Regions from separate parts of the Homo sapiens genome. Here region 2 is linked to region 1. A link is a loop called in an ENCODE intact Hi-C map of the cell type or tissue named here. Cell type or tissue: GM12878. All regions are shown on one strand. Links, peaks and the distances in the headings refer to the core of each region. The heading gives the core; the rest is flanking DNA.

Region 1 (2,915 bases), core at 118-2,617:
TTGGAGTGGGCCCAAGTGTGGAGATTGTTTGGCTGAATGCAGGGTGAAGTGATGAGACACGGAGGTAAGGAGAGTGTATTATTGTGCTGATTCAGTTCCTCCGTGGGGGTCTTTAAATTGGTTGGCATCATTGTTTTGCTGGAATTCAGAATCTGCTAAAGCAGTTTTTAAACAAAAGTCTTAACCTCTGAAAAGGAACATTGGGGATGTAAATGGTAAGCGTCTAGTGCTACATAAGTGACTTAAGGTTACAAAGAAGTGAGTCAAAGCACAGCCTGATTAATGCTTAATTTTTTTTTTTTTTTGAGACTGAGTTTCAATCTTGTTGCCCAGGCTAGAGTGCAATGGTACAGTCTCGGCTCACTGCAACCTCCACCTCCCAGGTTCAAATGATTCTCCTGTCTCATCCTCCCAAGCAGCTGGGATTACAGGTGCCCGCCATCGCACCCGGCTAATTTTTGTATTTTTTTAGTGCAGACAGGGTTTCACTATGTTGGCCAGGCTGGTCTCGAACTCCTGACCTCAGGTGATCCACTTGCCTTAGCTTCACCAAAGTGCTGGGATTACAGACATGAACCACCACACCCGATAATGCTTAATTATAACTATATTTCTGGCCAAAATTCTTGTTAACCCTGTAAGGATGGCTTCAATAAAAGACAAAGAACGGCAACAGAAGAAAAGATAATAAGAAATCAAGAAGAAGTTAGAAGAACGTGAAAAACCTAAAGTGCTAACACCAGAAAAAACAGCAGATAAATCGCAACTAAAGAAATCACAGAAGAAGTCAGATCTCGAATTAGCAAAATAAACCTTTGGTGTTAATAACACAGTTTATGAAATAGATAGCTACGAACCTCTTTAAGAGATAACTTCAGAGTTTGGAAAGTTACTAAAGACAAAAATTACACAGTATGAAAAGTAACTATATTACACCAGTTTTTTCAAGCCTCAGTTTGGGATGAGTGTATTTCATCAGAAATTGATGACTTGCAGTGAAAAACAGAAGCAAGAAAAGCAAAGCCAAAAAGAAGAAAGGTGTGTTTCCCAGAGGGAGATTAAAGGCTACCATGAGAGACAATCTGTGTGGTGGTTATGGTGGAGGATAGATAGTATAAGACTTCATGTGACATTTTACCTTAAATAACAAAACCCAGAAAAACCACAATGAGATCTCATTTCGTGCCCACTAGAATAGCTATTATTGGGGCTCAGAACACAATATCTCCAATTATGGTGCTTTAGCATTGTAGGGGCCAAGGGGAACCCATTGGCCCTTTGAAGGTTTCCCTTGGCCCTCTGAAGATTCACCAAAAAATCACTGATATGAGGCAGATTAATAGGAGAAAAGGCATGCACATTTATTTAACATGTCTACATGGGAGCTGTTAGCATGAAGACCCAAAGATACAAGGACAATTATAATTTTTATGCTTAGATTTAAAAAAGTATGGACAGCTGTATAGAAATATGATTGGACAAGAAGGTATGATCTAAATAAGTGGGAAAACCCATCAAGGCCTCTCTGTCTAGATTTTTCTTGGCCTCTGACCACTTATTCCTTCCTTCTGAGTATGAGACAGAGTCCTGTCTGGAAAGGGACTCTTATGACCTACAGTCAAACAAGGTAGGTCAGGGTAATTTCTTATTTTATTTTAATTTTTAAAATAGAGATGGGGTCTTGTTATGTTGCCCAGGCTGGTCTTGAACTCCTGGCCTCAAGGAATCCTCCTACCTCAGCCTCCTAAACTGCTTGGATTATAGGTGTTAGCCACCACACCTGGCCCAGATAATTTCTTTATGTCCAGTTTTTACATGGAAAGGTGGAGGAAATTAGAGTAATATTTAGATAATTTACATATTATCTAATTATTTTGGTGATAATTGGAGTAAATTAGAGTAATATTTTTAGGTTTTATGACTAGCTCTGGGGAAAAAGGGTTCTGGTTTCGATGACCTGCCTTGGGGAAGAGAGATTCTAGTTTCTATGGCTGGCCTCTGGGGAGAATGGGACTGAGAGACAGGAGAGCATGAGAAGGTCAGAGGAAACTTTTTGTTTCTGAGGCTGCTGCTGATACAGGAGTTAAGAAGAAATTACTTAGGTAGATAGTGAGGGTACAGGAGACCACAGTAAGGTTTTCCTTTTAATGAAAAGCAGCCCCCAAATCATTCTCTTTTCTAACGAAGAGCAACCTGTAAAATCGAGCTGCAGACATAGACAAGCTGGAAGCTTGTACAGGTGAATGCTAGCAGTCGTGCTAATAGGAAAAGGCTACCTGGGACTAGCCATGTTCAAAATGGCGGCTTCTCTTTGCCAAACCATGTGTACAGTAAGGAAAAGACAATATGGCACCAGCCAGGGAAAGACTTCATTTGCATAATAAAATAAGGGTGGGGTGACCAGCCTTCCCCTCAAGCTATGCAAACGTCACACCTGGTCCAACCAATCTGTGGGCCCTACGTAAATCAGACACCACCTCCTCAAGCCTGCCTATAAAATCTGGCTTAGTCCCCCATGGGCCGACTTTTCCCTTTCGGATGTCCCCTCTTCCTCACAAGAGAAAGAGCTGCTCTCCCTTCTCTTTCTTTTGCCTGTTAAACCTCTGCTCCTAAACTCACTCTTCGTGTGTGTCTGTGTCCTTTATCTTCTTGACGCCAGACGACAGACCCTAGGTATTTACCCCAGACAACAATGCCCCTTCACTGCTAAGGTCTTCTTCTTGGGGTATTGTTTTCTGAGTCTCAACAGCATGGCAAGTACTTTGAACTAAAAGAGCTTGGAAGGATCTCAGAAGCAAGATCTCTCTGACCTTCTCCCGTCCTCCTGTCTCCCACCCTTCTTTCTCCTCATAGAAATAAGAATTCTTCTAAGGTGAGTCATAGAAACCAGAGACCCTCTCTCCAAAAGCAAGCCA
Region 2 (2,915 bases), core at 303-2,802, 58 kb before region 1:
TGGTTCAGGGTCTCTCATGAGGTTGCGGTCAAGATATTAAGCAGAGCTGCTGTCACGTGAGGGCTTGATATGAGGCGGGAGGATTCACGTCCAAGATGGGTCCTCACATGGCTGTTGGCAGGAGGCGTCAGTTCCTCACCTCTGGGACCTCTGAGAGGGCTGCGTGAACATCCTTACAACACAGCAGCTGGCTTCCATAGTGAGCAGCCCAAGGCAGAAACTAATGCAGGCTAATCACCGTGTCTTTCTTAAGCTAGCCTCGAAGGCATATGCCATCACTTCTGCTGTACTTGTGGGCCATGCAGACCGACCCTGATGCAATGTGGCAGGAGACCATTCAAGGGCCTGAAAACCAGGAGATCAGGATCACTGAGAAACTGGCTACAACAGGCTTTCAGTTCCCCTCCCAGAAGAATGTTCACCTGCGTACTGGCCCAGGTGTCAGCCAGGCTCAGGCACACACTGGAGAAGCCCCTCAGACTGAAAACCCAATGGGCTGGGGTGGGATTCAGTGCTGCTACCAACTGCCTCAGCCTGCCTCCTCGGTGAACACTGTACCCACTCAGAATCGGGCAAGACATCCCCATGGTGGAATAAGAGCTCTGAGCACTGGGTGGGAGAAGCATTGGCCTCTTGGGACCCTCTCTAAGACTGGGAAAGGAAGACTTCACACCAAAAAAATTCCTAAGAGAAAGAACAGAAGGGAAACAAGCGACTGTCAGTAGGTGGAGCTGGGGGGCGGTGGGGGCTGGAACTTGATGGGGTGGGGCACCTGCTGCAGGCTTCAGGGAGAAGATAGGGCCTGAGTTCAGTCCTGAGCACCAAACCTAGACATGATGAACTACAGTCAGCCTCCCAGTGATTCACGCTGTTTCATGCTCCCAGCCAGTGCCCACGCTGTCCTCTCCAGCAGGAATACCTCTCCCGGTTCCTCCCATTCTTCTTGACTCCATTATGTTCCTCCAGACTCAGCTCAAGGTGCTCCACCTCCAAGCTGTCTCTGACACCTTCCCATCAGATGCAGCTGTCTGCCTCCGTGTCTCAAAGCATCCTTACGCTTCCATCATGCTTGATATCATTGCTTCCTCCCCACTAGATTTTAACCTCCTTGAGGGCAGGTGATAATGTCAGACTCAAATCACATGGTGCCTAGCACAGTGCCTGTTGTGTACTCAGCAGTAAATATATGTTTGAGAAGGAAAGGAGGGAGAAGAGGAAGGAAGAGAAGGATGGATTCAGGAGACAGAAAATAACTCATCATCTATCTTTCTCCCCTTCATTCCCCAAGAGTGGGACTTCAAGCATTACCAGAGCTGTTAGCTAGAACCACTTCCCCCGTCCCCGCCATGTGAAAAATAAGCTGCACAGTCCTAGTCTGAGTTCTATAACATGCCGTTTGAGAAACAGCTTTTGGTTACTGAAAGCAGGCAACAAAAGTGGACGGGAGGAGTCTGTGTTCCCAGGATATGCTGACTTTGCTGGAGAAACCTGAGGTTAATAACAGATGGAAAGCACCCCATGGTAACAATCTTTGTGGGAAAATCTTGTGACCATCAAGTTCCCTGAAAGCAGTCAGCAGTGCCTCAGGAAGACCGAATTTCTGTGAGTAAAGTGACTCAAGGCCATGACATGGGGTCACCCCAGAATGAGATCAGTCTTTTAGAAGTAATCACCAGGGACTGAAGGTTCCGGGTCACCTGATTTCCCCTGGAGTTGCCTGAGGCCACCCTCTGCCCTCACTATCCAAACCTCACAGTGACCAACCTCTGCCACCTCTGGGTGCATATTAGACCTCTGGGTAGCCACAGCCACTCCCTTGAGTTCTGTTTCCACTTCTGTTAAACATTAACTGATGTATTGTTTTGGTTTAGTTTTTTTCTGCTTGCAAAGACTTCATGTGCCCAAAATGAATTAGCCATACTTCTTGGTTCAAGGCATGGCGTCTTTGTTGGTATGCGCTGGACTCAATTGTATTTTAGTTAACCTTATTTTTTGGCCCCCTTCAGCCCATCCCCAATCTCGTTTTTCTCCTCTTACCACAGGACCCATTCCCGTGATTTTTGTGTGTCTTCCCTCCCAATCTGTAGTTTGATTTGCACGCAGGTCTGAGATTGGTGTTATTTTGCGCATATTTTTAAAATATGTGGGCCGGGCACCGTGGCTCATGCCTGTAATCCCAGCACTTTGGGAGGCCAAAGCGGGCAGATCACGAGGTCAGGAGATCGAGACCATCCTGGCTAAAATGGTGAAACCCCGTCCCTACTAAAAATACAAAAAATTAGCCAGGCGTGGTGACACACGTCTGTAATCCCAGCTACTCGGAAGGCTGAGGCAGGAGAATCGCTTGAACCTGGGAGGCAGAGGTTGCAGTGAGCCAAGATCGCACCACTGCACTCCAGCCTGGGTGACAGAGCGAGACTCCGTCTCAAAAAAAAATAAAATAAAATAAATAAAATAAATAAAAATATGTGTAAGTGGTCTTTGGTATACATCTCATTCTGCTTCTCACCCTTTTCCAGTCAAAGTTATGTTTTTGAGATTGATCCAAGTGGATGTGACCAGAGCATTCCTTTTATCTGCTGAATTATTATCATCATTTGCATATAACACATTTTATCTATTTTCCTATTAGTAAATTTCTAGGTATTTTCAAATCGTCCCTATTACAAACAATTCTGCAATGGACATCCTCTTACATGTTTTGTAAGAGTTTCTCTGGGCTCAGTATCTAGGAGTGGATGGAACTGCTGGGTGGGAAGATCTGTCTGTATTTAGTTTCTCTTACTATTTCTAAACTTCTTCCCAGAAAGGTTATACTGGATGACATTCCCAGAGGGTTTCTGTTTTCCTTCACCTTTGGCAGTACTTGATATTATCCAAGTTTTTAATATTTGCCAATCTGATAGGTATAAGCT

The links. Hi-C counts contacts between places; a loop is a spot of excess contacts. Peaks named below come from ENCODE experiments on the same cell type or tissue, not always from the same donor. Only the 100,000 strongest peaks of a DNase experiment are listed, where the experiment ranks them.
Region 2: it touches region 1 in a loop (4-fold over the local background); 5 of 110 quality-filtered maps call a loop at or near these places.

The regions. Positions count from the first base shown.
Region 1 is chr2:62,347,139-62,350,053 of GRCh38, reverse strand. No RefSeq gene overlaps it. Among named protein-coding and RNA genes, the nearest start is that of MIR5192, 140 kb to the right of the region's middle. In GM12878, for the core only: no CTCF peak of the experiment used is centred there; DNase peaks (open chromatin) are centred at 1,133 and 2,013; H3K27ac peaks cover 2,500 bases.
Region 2 is chr2:62,405,560-62,408,474 of GRCh38, reverse strand. No RefSeq gene overlaps it. Among named protein-coding and RNA genes, the nearest start is that of TMEM17, 99 kb to the left of the region's middle. RefSeq lists an enhancer at 318-367. In GM12878, for the core only: no CTCF peak of the experiment used is centred there; a DNase peak (open chromatin) is centred at 1,674; H3K27ac peaks cover 1,422 bases.